Regions from separate parts of the Mus musculus genome. Here region 2 is linked to region 1. The links are chromatin loops, found by intact Hi-C in ENCODE. Cell type or tissue: heart. All regions are shown on one strand. Links, peaks and the distances in the headings refer to the core of each region. The heading gives the core; the rest is flanking DNA.

Region 1 (6,131 bases), core at 1,879-4,378:
GTAGGGAGTTTGGAGGGAGCAGAGACAAATTGAGCCTGGGTATTTGTTGACTGGTGAGCCATTCTAGCCAATGGTAAACTTCAGTTAAGAGACACTCAAGGCAATAAGGAAAAGCGTGGCAGAGGAAGACCTCTGATAGCTTACTGTCTGATCCATACCTCTATACACACACACACACACACACACACACACACACACACACACACACACACACGGCCAGTGAGACGGTTCAGCAGTAAAGCCGCTTGCCCCAAGCCTGAGGACCTGAGCTTGATCCTTGTGACCCACACAGTGGACTCCTACACACATACCAAAAGATACACATTTCCCCCTGCCAAAATAGAGAGAAGGCCACTGAGGGCCACTGAGGAATGCAGAGACATTATGCCAACCCTTAAGAATCAAATGTGCCTTACCTTCAAGCTAGTCCTTAGTGACTCGGCAAAAGCCTCTCTTTCCTCTTTATTGAAATTGATCCAAGCTTCTATTGCCTCTGTTGGGTTCTGGGAACATGGAACCCCATCTGTGAGAGCCAAAGGAAGAACATAGTGGCAATATTACTGCGTTTTTAGTGATTTTAAAAAAATATTTTGTGTGTGTTGTGTTTTGTCTGCATATATCTGTATACCACATGTATGCTTGGTATCCATCATCAGATGCCCTGTAACTGGCGTTCCTGGTGGGAATTAAACCATGGTCCTTGGTAGTTTAATTGTAAGAGCAACAAGTGGTTTTAACCACTAAGCAATCTATCCAGTCTCATGAATGGCAATCTTAAAGGGGCTCTTAAGACTTGCACCACAGCTGGCTGTAGTAGAGCATGCCTTTAATCCTAGCATTTGGGAGGCGGAGGTGGAGGTAGGCTTATCTCTGAGTTTAAGGCCAGCCTGGTTTACATAGTGAGTTACATGCAGTCAGGGCTATATAAAGAGACACTGTCTCAAAAAAAGAAAAAAGGACTTGAACCATTTTATTAGACCACCATTATATGTATCTTTATGCACACATAAATATGACGTTAACTTGAAATTGCCCCAGCACTACCATTTTGCAGTGCTGGGACCAAACCCAGAAACTCATATACACCATAGAAACACTACATCACTGAGTCATACTACTAGCCCTGCCTTGCTTTTTAAAAGCAGAGTGGATTGCACAATATGCCATCGTAGTCACCTTTCAGGCTATAGAGTACACATCTAAAGTATAGTTCCACTTCACTGGTTACCTATGGCTATTACCCAAATGTTTCCTATTTTAGATTTTTTTTTTTGGTTTGGTTTGGGTTTTTTTTTTTTTTTTTTTTTTGAGACAGGGTTTTCTGTGTATCTCTGGCTGTCCTAGAACTCATTCTGTAGACCTGGCTGTCCTAGAACTCACAAGAGATCTGCTTGCTTCTGCCTCTGTCTCCCACATGCTGGGATTGAAGGCATGGGCCACCATCCCTAGCTATTTTAGATATACTGATTCATCTTCATCAATTCATTTAAGTCCTGCATACCATCAAGATACAGGGCAGATGAAAACATCAGGCACTTCTTATTTCCTTTTGTGGAAAAGTGATGCAGCTTTTTATTCTTTAGTTACTGTACTGTACTGTCTGACAGTAGCTATGCTGACTCTCAACACCGAACATCAACCTCAATCTAAAATCTACCAGAAAGGGAATTATAATATAAACTAACAACAGTTAGTCACATAAAGTTGGGGTTCTCCTGAGCCAGACCATCTGCTGAACATGACTCTTGCCCAGTTAGGTGTGGTAAGCCCTTTCGTGAGCTTACCTGAGATGATATCAGTGAGTAGATGGTGGGGCAAGTGGAGGAACTCCTCTGTGCTCTGCAGCTGGGCCAGGTGGGTCTTGGCACAGTGCTTGGCAGCAGTGTAGAGCTCGGGGTCACTGTGTCTATCTGCAAGCCACATCACCTGCAGGCAGTTGCCCACCTGTACCGTGCGTGCCAGAAACCGAGAACACTCCTCAAAGAGAGATGTCAGCTGATACATGTCTGACACCTCGTAAATTTCCTGCAGCTCATCAGCTCGAAGTTTCACAGTCCCATGGTATATATAGTCAACTAGGAGCTGGAAAACAGACTCGCTGACATCCTGCAGCACAATCACCCGGTTGTGAGCCTCCTTCAGGTTGGATGTGAACATGGATCGGAAGAAGCAGCTCTGAGCTGACAGGACCAGCCGGTGCAGCTGAAACTCTCGGCCTTCCACTGAAATGGTGACATCAGCAAAGAGCTCCTCCTCTAAACACAGTTTCATGATGCCCTGAGCCACTCGGCCTGAGTGAGACCGGTCTTTGAAAGTATAGTTCACAAAGTAGTTTTCATCCATGGATGCTCCAGGCTCCTCTGGTGACTCCATGGTAGCCAACTTCTCTCTTTGCCAACTATCTGCAAAGCAATATCACCCTAAGTATTTGGGTAATTCACAGACACAGTCCATGAATCCAACTGTCCAAGTCAAGACAGGGAGAAGGGAGACACTGGAGCAAAGTGGGTCCAGAATGGCCTTATTCCTGGTCTTGCCAATGTGGCCTATGCCATTCCTCCAGTTTTCCTGCAGTGGGGCCTCTCCTCCAATGAATTCAATTAAAAGTTCCAACTCTGTTGTTTTTCCTTGAGGTAAAATTGGATATTCCTGATCGTGATGTAACAAAAGACTTGGGACTTAGGTTAGCTCATGAAAAAGACGAAGGAGGAAGCCTATGATCTTAAAACCAAATAATTTGGATATACAACTAATGAGACTCTGGAGAAGCATAATTAGGCCAAACTAAGACATCCAGGTATTGTTGTTACATTCCCTCTTTGCCTGGACATAAGAGTGCAGACCCCCCAATACTGAGGCTTGGGCCTGGACTTCCACTTTTACTCTTTTCTAAGCTGCTGTTTCTTACTTACCTCTCGCTCCAGTGAGTTCTTAAAGAAGCCCTTGAGAGCCCAGCCGTCCCCGGCCGGGGGCACAAGGAAGTCCATAACCCTGTGCAATCTGACCGTGCCACCTGGAGTCGCCTAGGAAACGGTCTCCAAGGAAACCGTCCATCGTCTCCCCCCCCCACCCCGCCCCCCATTAAAAAAGCTTAGCTCAAGAGCCGGCGCGGTGTAGAACTTAGAACCCAGAACGCCCACCCTTTCCCTTTCTCTCACCGGTGCGGTTCGTTGCGTCTTCTTCTCTTCGGCCTCCGCTGTACCGAGATAGGGCTACGTACACCTCACGGTTTCCCCACCTGCGGGTCTTTCTTACCTGCGATACCTCCTTTCATGCCAGGGCTCAGATCCGGAACCTCTGCTTCCCGCCCCGCGTCCGCCCGGAAGAAGAGTCACTGCACATTTCCACTTCCGGTCCGTGCCCTTGGGGCTCCGTGGCCTGCGTGTGTTCTCCGGCTACTTAGTCGGCACACTAAGGAACATGGCGGCGGCTGCAGCCAGGGTCTGGTGTCGTGGGCTCTTGGGGGCCGCTTCCGTAGGCAGGGGTGAGCAAGGAACAGCAGCAGGTTGAGACCACGGGCAGCACGGAGACCTCCCCGAGTCTCACCCGCGCCTTTGTGCCTTTTCTCTCCCTGTGCAGGGGCTGGGCGACCCTCCGTGCTGTGGCAGCACGTAAGAAGGGAGAGCGCGGCGGCTGACAAGCGCCGTGAGTATGTGCGGATGGCGCTTTTTCCCCCAACGTTAGCTGGGGCCTTTCGTTGTTTCTGTCAGATGTTTGTCCTTGCCTTGGAATGTCCTTCCCTCCTGGCAAATCTCTGCTTGTCCTTGGAGATTGCTATGGTCTCCACTTTGCTGTTAGAATCGAGCACTTCCTGTGCCCTAGATATTTGTTCCCTTCTGATCTTGATCGCCTTTTGCTCGTTATCAGGATTTGATTTTTTTTTTTGTCCTCCGATGAAATTGTCTTTGAGCGCAGGTAACAAAAACTTTTGAGACTCAAAGTCCAAAATAATTGTAGCTCACATCAATTTAGTATTTACTAGGCACCTTGGACTTCATAAGAGCCTGATGAGACGCATAACGTTTTACTGTCCATATAGATGTAGATCATGAAGCGGTCCAGATAATTAAATTATTCAGTCACAGTTCCAGTGAACGACAAAGCAGGTCTGTTTCCAAGTGCAGAAAATACTTAATCCTTGATTCTGTGATGTGTGGGTGCTCAAGTACTTGAATGACCCTGTGGTGATTTTATGTTCAGTCAACAGAATCACACTGGGAAATAGAAAGCTTCTTTTCATTCCAGGACATCTATTACACAAAGTGACAGGGGATAGAGTATGGGCAATGAGGTAATCTTTCAGGGTCCTTCAGCCCTGAAGTTCTCTGATTAAGAACTTGGTATAAACAAGTACCAAGAAGGGAAAGAGAAACAGAAGTCTGGTTTCCATCCTTAAAGAGCTCTGAGTCTGAGAGAGGAGCTGCCACTGTTGCATTGTTACCATGAGTACAGGAAGTGAGGAACAGCTGTGGAACAGTGGAGAAAAGAAGCAAAGATTGCCCAACACAGTAACAAGAGTGTATGGACCGAGAAAGAGAAATGGTGTTGCACTCTGAGTTTTTTCTTTTTCTTTTTTTTTAAAGATATTTTTATTTTTTTATGTATGTGAATATACTGCAGCTGTCTTCAGACACAGCAGAGTAGAGAATCGGGTCCCATGTGGTTGCTAGGAATCGAACTCAGGACCTCTGGAAGAGCAGTTAGTGCTCTTAACCACTGAGCCATCTCTCCACTCCCTTCTCCCTGAGTTTTAAACACTTCCTAATTCCTGGAAGGTACTTTACACCTATGCCTCTTAAGATCCTTCAGGGAGGGCTTGGAGAGGTGGCCCAGTGTTTAAGAGCACTGGCTATTCATCCCAGATACAATTCCCAACATGGACATGTCAGTTCAGAACCATCTGTAACTCCAGTCTCAGGGAATCTAACATTCTTTTGGCTTCTGTGAGCATCAGGCATTCATGTGTGCATAGACATATATGCAGGCAAAACACCAAAATAAATAGTAAAAGTAAACTTTTTCTTTTTTAATGAAAATTCTTCAGAAAGACCTGAGAGGTTAGTTAGTTTGTTTGTGTGTGTGTGTGTTTGCTACCTTCTCCCTTCATGCTTTTTCCTTTCCAGCCACTGTCAGACCCCGGAGTGATGTGACCCACAAGCAGCTCTCAGCATTTGGAGAGTATGTGGCTGAAATCTTACCCAAGTATGTCCAACAAGTTCAGGTAATATTCGTTGTCCTTGGGTCTGGGCCAGGAATTCACCATGGCACCTTAAGTCAGTAGTTCTCAACCTGTGGGTCGTGACCCTTCTGGGGTTGCTTATGACCATCAGAAAACACATATGTTTAGGTTATGATTCATAACTGGCAAAATTATAATCATGAAGTAGCAATAAAAATAATGTGGCTGGGGGTCACCACCACCTGAGGAAGTGTGTATTACAGGGTCACCGCATTAGAAAGGCTACAAACCACTGACTTAAGCCAAGTGATCCCTGCAGTGTGCTACGCCCTTAGTAGCTATGTCTTCTCTCCACACCACCTTTCCGTGTCTGCAGGTGTCCTGCCTTGATGAGTTAGAAATCTGTATCCATCCCGATGGAGTCATCCCAACGCTGACTTTTCTCAGGGATCACACCAATGCACAATTCAAATCCTTGGCTGACTTGACGGCAGTGGATGTCCCAACTCGGCAGAACCGTTTTGAGGTCAGTTAACTGTGAGATTTGGTAGAGTACTTGCCCTCCACTCACAATGCTCTAGGTTGATCCCCAGCACTGCATAAAGCTAGGTGGACTGGTACACTTCTAATCCTTGGTACACCCGAGTCTAGCTCTGTGGAAGTGACGGCAGGGGGGCCACAAGTTCAAGGTCATCTACAGTCACACAGAGCATTCAAGGAAAACTGGCAATATGAGATGAGATGCTAGCTTATAAAAAGATTGGTGGCATTTTAGGACTAAAGGTGAGAAAGGGCATAGAAGACTTCCTGAGTGACAGCTACTATGGAAACCAGAGCCTTCGTAGTTGCAGCTTCGGTTCAGGTCACACAGAGCATAACAGGATTTTTGCCCAGTTTTGTTTGTTGGCTTCCTTCTTTCCTTTTTCCTTCTTTTTTTTTTTTTTTTTTTTTC
Region 2 (6,131 bases), core at 2,056-4,555, 300 kb before region 1:
CCCCTCCCCCGATTTAGCTTGGCTCTGTTCAGCTTATTAGACTGCTCTAATATAAGCTCTATTATAGAGATCATAACTCTATGGTATACCATCATAGGAAAAACATTACCACAGTGCTTGGCCCTCAGGTGACAATAAATGTCTTGGACAAAATGCCTATTTATTGTTTCAGAGTCAGAAAGTACTTTATCAGACCCTTCCTCATGTCTAAGTTGGACCCCTGGTCAGTTTTGTCTTTTCCCAGACAAGCAGAGACACTTCAGACTCCAGAGCCGTATTCTAGACAGCTCTTAGATGTCTTGTCCAGGGACCAAAAGTTCAAGAGGGAACCTTGACTGCCCAGGCTCATCCTTAGATTCTCTGCAGTCAGAATATAATCCAAAGATCCCAGTCCTTTTGCCAATCAAACTCCCAACCTTACCTCTTGCCTGTGGTAAGAGGTGTTCAGAAAGCCATGGTAGCGTTGCCGCAGGGCCTGGCCCAGCTCCCAGTGCTGTAGCATCCCTTCCTGTGGGCAAACCTGAGAGTTAAAGTCCAAAGAGGAGCTGGGCATGGTGGCCTTTAATCCCAGCAGTCACTCTCTGAGTTCAAGGCCAGCCTGGTCTACAAAGTGAGTCCAGAACAGCCAGGGCTCTGTTACACAAGGAAACCCTGTCTTAAACCTCCCCCAAATCCCCAACCCCTGGGGAAAAAAAAAAAAAAAGTCCAAAGAGAGGGGATTAGCCACAAGTCCTATGTATGGCATTTAGGCATTCTTCCCTTGGCAAGAGGTGAATTTGATTCCAGAAGTGGCCAGTTGTAATGATACTGTCCCCTGCACAGAGTTGTTAAGAAATCTGGTCATAGCCAGAGATGTAGCTCACTGTGCTTAGCATAGACAAGGTTCTGGGTTTAATTTCCAAAACCACAAAAACAAAACAACAAAATAGACATCTGGTCCATCAGAACCCATGTGGGAAGCTAGTAGTTTAAGGAGCCCCAGTTTCTGTGCTCCAGATGTGATTCATTCCGTAGCATATCCCGAGACCTTGCAGGTTGGCTTTTGACCCACCTTGGTTAGCTGACCAAATCCCTGGGGCCATTTCTCTTCCTGATAGGGGTCCTTGGGATATGTCTTCACTGGTGACCGATCTCCATGTCGATACAGCTGAGCAAAGAAAATGGTGTGTCTATAGAATCAGAAGGGTCTTCTAGTTAAGGACAGGACCCACCTCTGCACATGCCAGGAAAGGAAATTTCACTCCATCTTTCTCTACTGAGCGATGAAAAAAGACCCCAGTTCGGGCGATGCAATGTAACCTGAGATAATAGGTAAAGCCCCAAAGCACAGGTAGAAGAGTAGTGAAAGCAACGCCTTCTGGGGGAGGAAGTGGGCAATGGGACTGGGAAAACAAAGATCAAAGTCGTCTTTATGGGTGACTTTCAACCTTTTAACTAAATTCCCATCCTAGGGAAGAATATCTCCTACTCGGTCGTCCTGCCCTAAAAAAAAAAAAAAAAAAAATAGCCTAGGGCTCCAAATCAATTCTTAATCCAGCCGCACAACCCACTATGGGCCAGCGGTTTCCTAAACCGGTTCTTTCTCCTCCTTGAGAAGTGAGACCCCGGCCCCAGAACACAAGCTCTGCCCCTCCCTCTACCAGCCGGCCTTTGCCCTTTCAGCTTTGGCGAACCCGTTGGTGACTCCGTCACCCATTACCAAGGTAACAAAGCGTAGACTCCGGGCCTGTATGGGTGGCATCACCGTTAGGCACATGCCAAGAAGGAACTGGAGAAGAGCCGCCTGGCTCCAACCAGTCTGTCTGCCGGCCATCACTGTTGTAGGCTGTGTAGCAAGAGGCCGGAACGCCTTGGGCGGTACCTGCTGCAGCCGCCCGGATGCATTCGTAAGGACACTTGCCGGAAGTGCAGCCTTCGCCATCTTTCTTTGGGTTGCGGGAGACCGGGAATGAGAAAGTCTGGTGGGAGAAGGCGGAATTTGGGAGGGAATGCAAATGGAGAAGGTTTGCGATTGGCGGTGATGAACGAGGGTGGGACTGTTGCGCGACCTTCCGGGCAGAAAAGGCTTAAACACCTCGCTTTTGTAGAGGCGCTAGGTCAGGCTTACCCCTTCTTCTACAAAGCTGGTGCTTGCCCTGGTTGGGGTCTGGGCCTGGAGAGCGAGTGCCTGCTTTGAGGAATGCTTCTGAAAATGATCCCAGAGCCTCGGCTGGTGCAAAACTGGGGCAAGGTGTGGGGAAGTACAGAGCCTAACTTTCTGCTCTTGGGTGTGTAGTTTAGTGTAAGCCTTGGCTTAGACACTGTTCCGATAAGCGGGCTTGTTTGAGATGTAGGGTACTGCATGTAACCAGCCCTTTGGACTCCCTGTGTCCTTGAGGTAGATCCAGTCTAGTCTGCCATTCATGTCCTGAACAAACCTTCGTACTCCCCAGTTTTTTTCAGCTCTTTTCTTGTGCTTACCGATTTCTAAATTAAATTAGACTCAAACGTCATGTTTGAGGAGGAGTTGGATTGCATAGGATGTTCCGATTTCCCAAACCCACTACATTGAATTCTTATGGGAGGAATCTCAGAAAACTACATCAGTTTTGATGCAGGCATATAACTGGAATTGCCACAGAATCAGAGTTCCTCCAGACATTAGCCTTTAGGATTTGGAGGCAGGCAGCCAGTTGGGTGTCTGGATGTTGTGATTCCAAACCTTAGAGTGACACACAGTTGCAGATGAGATCTTGGGCCCTTGATATGCTTTAATGCAAATCTGATCAGAATTGATACTGTCCCAGGACTCCAAATAAAATTATGTACCTTACTGCCTAAACTTTACTTTCGATGTCACCTTGAGAAAGACTTGGGGAGAATAAGAAGGCTTCAAAACTAAATAGTTTTAAACTTAAAAACAAACAAATCTATGTGGTGCATGCCTTTACTTCCAGCACTTGGAGAGGGGGGTAGATGTCTGAGTTGTATGTAGGCCAGCCTGGTCTATAGAGCAAGTTCCAGGACAGCCAGCGATACATGGAGAAATACTGTCTGGAAAAAACAATGATGAAACAAAATATTTTCTATGTATGGGTGTTTTGCTTGCATGTATATCTGTGAACCATGTATATACAGTGTCCTTGGAGGCAAAAAGGCAGCATAGGATCCCCTGTAGACTTTAAGCAGCTGTGTGGGTGCTGGGAATAGAACCTGAGCCCTCCTCTGAAGGAGTTGCCAATACTTCTAGCTGCTTAGCCTGCAGCCTCAGTTCTTTTTTTTTTTTTCTTTCTTTTAGATTTACTTATTATTATAAGTACACTGTAGCTGTCTTCAGACACACCAGAAGAGGGCGTCAGATCTCATTATGGGTGGTTGTGAGCCACCATGTGATTGCTGGGATTTGAACTCAAGACCTTCGGAAGAGCAGTCAGTGCTCTTACCCACTGAGCCATTTCACCAGCCCCTCAGCCTCAGTTCTTAATTTTCTTTTCTCTTTTCTCTCTTATTATTTTGATTTTTGAGACAGGGTTGCTCTGTGTAGCTCTGGCTGTCTTGGAACTCTGTGGACCAGGCTGGGTGTTGGGATTAAAGGCATGCACCACCTTGCCTGGCTATTTCTTAACTGTTTAAATCACAGGTTTCCTATAAATCACATGAAAAATTAGCCCTCTCTCCAAAAAAAATGTGTCTACACATGAACACAGAATATAGTTTTGCATATAATGTCAAGTGATTCACAAAGATCCTCCATCAACTTATAAGGTTAGGAAACCAACCCAGAGAAAAGTAGTTTGCCTAAGCGTATACAGTTTAGAGAGTGGATTGAAATTCATTTGCTTATTTTTGTTGTTGTTTGTCTTTTGAAACAGGGTCTTATATAGCCCAGGCTGGCCTCCCACTTCTGATCCTCTTATTACCACGTGCTGAGCTCTGGAATTACAAGTGCGTTCTGCCCAACTCAGCAGTTTTCTTCTCAACCTCCCTCTCTTCTTTCAGACAGGATTAGGGTTTTGCTGTGTAGCCAAGGCTAGCTTTGAACTTATTACTGCCTCACTTCTGAAATGTACAAAGTATATATTACCACACCTAGTTTGAAATTGAAATTTTCTGATTTTGGGTTAATATATAATCTGTTGTTTATTTTTTTTAAATATCTATTTATTTGTGCGTGGCATGTATAGAGGTCAGACAGCAACTCTCAGTGGTCCATGCTCTCCTTCCACAATGTGGGTCCCAAAGTTTAAACTCAGGTGGTCCAGCATGATAGATAGCACATGCCCTTACCTGCTGAGCCATCTCACCAGCCCCACATCCCAACCCTTTTTAAAATATAAAATGTGCTGGTGCATGCCTTCAATTCCAGTACTTAGGAGGCAGAGGCAGGTGGATCTCTGAGGTTGGGGCTAGCCTGGCATAGAGAGTTCTAGGACAGCCAGAGCAACAGAGAGAAACCCTGTCTCCAAATAAAATAAAAATAAATAAATAAATAAATAAATAAATAAATAAAGAATGCCTCACAAATGTCCATGTCATCTTCAGGCAGGGACTATGAAAATCTCTCTGTATTGCTCCATTTTTAGTTTATGCGCTGCCAAAGACAGCAGTGTAATGGAAAGTTTCTTGTAGCCTGTACATATGGCAGCCCCAAGGTATCTGGAGATTTTATCAAAGGAAATCATTCACATAAGTGCCATCGAATGGAACATGATTAACTGACAAGTGCATTTAGTGGAAGTTTTTTGTTTGTTTGTTTGTTTTCAGACAAGGTCTCACTTTGTGGGCTCTAAAGCTCTCCTGCCACTTTTCTTACATGCTGGTAGTATAGGCGTGCTCCTCCCACATATGCTTGTGGAGTTGTTTCACTTTTGTTCTGTTTTTCAAGACAGGATTTCTTTGTGTAACCCAGGCTGTCCTAGAACCAGCTCTGTAGACCAGGCTGGCCTTAAACTCACAGAGATCTGCCAGCCTCTGCTTCCCCAGTGCTGGGATTAAAGGCACTTGCTACTACTGCCTGGCAACTTTAAGACTTTTTTTTTTTTTTTAAAGATGTATTTATTTTTATTATATATAAGTACGCTGTAGCTGTCTTCAGACACTCCAGAAGAGGGAGTCAGATCTCATTACGGGTGGTTGTGAGCCACCATGTGGTTGCTGGGATTTGAACTTCGGACCTTCGGAAGAGCAGTCGGGTGCTCTTACCCACTGAGCCATCTCACCAGCCCAACTTTAAGACTTTTATTAAATATCCCAGCACGCCAGGTGTGGTGGCGCACACCTTTAATCCCAGCACTCGGGAGGCAGAGGCAGGCAGATTTCTGAGTTCGAGGCCAGCCTGGTCTACAGAGTGAGTTCCAGGACAGCCAGGGCTATACAGAGAAACCCTGTCTCGAAAAACAAACAACAACAACAACAACAACAACAAATATATATATATCCCAGCACATGGCAAGATTGAGGCAGAAAGATCAAGAGTTCAAGGACAGCCTCAGTTACATAGCAAGTTCAGGGCCAACCTAGGCTACAGGAGACCCTGTCTCAAAAAACAAACAAAATGTTAGTATAAACTTTTACTCTGCAAAATTATCCAGGCCACTGTGTTTTCGGAATGTAAATCTTTAGCTCACCAAGTAGAACAGAGCCCCTTTGGGCTTTGCCTCTCCTCCTACTTGCTCAAGTATGTCTGCACCCTGTGTCTGCCAGCCTCTGTGTAGGAAGGATTGGTGAAGCAGATGTTATTTCAATCTTTACAGTGAGGATTGAGTCCAGGATAATGAGGGCTCTGCACCAGAGCAAAGCTTCAAGTTTGCAACTCCTCAGCTTCGACATTATTTTCTACAGGTCATTTCGAGTTCTTTCCACCTTGGTTCATTAGAGTTGAAAGAAAAAAAAATCATTATGCCCATGTCTAGATAGATGCATTGTGTACCTATTCCAGATCAAATAAGCCAGTTTCCAAAGGTAAAGTCAGGCTGGAGAACAACTTCTTAGCCTATGTTGGCAGAAGCAAACCTAAATCCAAGTGAATTAACCATCCCCTTCCCCCCCCACCCCCACCTTCATGTTTTTGGAGGTAGTTTGTCTAATAGGAGAAAGTAGGTTGGTTTGTCTTCTTTAAGTTTGAATTTGAGCAGGAACTTATTTTTACTTAT

The links. Peaks named below come from ENCODE experiments on the same cell type or tissue, not always from the same donor. Only the 100,000 strongest peaks of a DNase experiment are listed, where the experiment ranks them.
Region 2: a loop joins it to region 1, with 2.5 times the contacts of the local background. A loop is called at or near these places in 2 of 42 quality-filtered maps.

What each region holds. Positions count from the first base shown.
Region 1 is chr2:90,901,937-90,908,067 of GRCm38, reverse strand. It overlaps Ndufs3 (NADH:ubiquinone oxidoreductase core subunit S3), which reads left to right and starts at 3,347. Exons shown (of 7, transcript NM_026688.3): 1 at 3,347-3,484; 2 at 3,580-3,645; 3 at 5,124-5,221; 4 at 5,556-5,705. The coding sequence starts at 3,421. Kbtbd4 (kelch repeat and BTB (POZ) domain containing 4) reads right to left here and starts at 3,328. Exons shown (of 4, transcript NM_025991.4): 1 at 3,159-3,328; 2 at 1,785-2,402; 3 at 417-523. The coding sequence starts at 2,373. In heart, for the core only: no CTCF peak of the experiment used is centred there; a DNase peak (open chromatin) is centred at 3,327; H3K4me3 peaks cover 2,500 bases; H3K27ac peaks cover 2,241 bases.
Region 2 is chr2:91,198,617-91,204,747 of GRCm38, reverse strand. It overlaps Gm23390 (a small nuclear RNA gene), which reads right to left and starts at 4,584; the gene lies at 4,481-4,584. Acp2 (acid phosphatase 2, lysosomal) reads right to left here and starts at 1,836. Exons shown (of 11, transcript NM_007387.2): 1 at 1,700-1,836; 2 at 1,052-1,147; 3 at 422-508. The coding sequence starts at 1,813. It also overlaps a transcript of Nr1h3 not described here. In heart, for the core only: a CTCF peak has its summit at 3,364 (motif pointing right); no DNase peak of the experiment used is centred there; H3K4me3 peaks cover 854 bases; H3K27ac peaks cover 692 bases.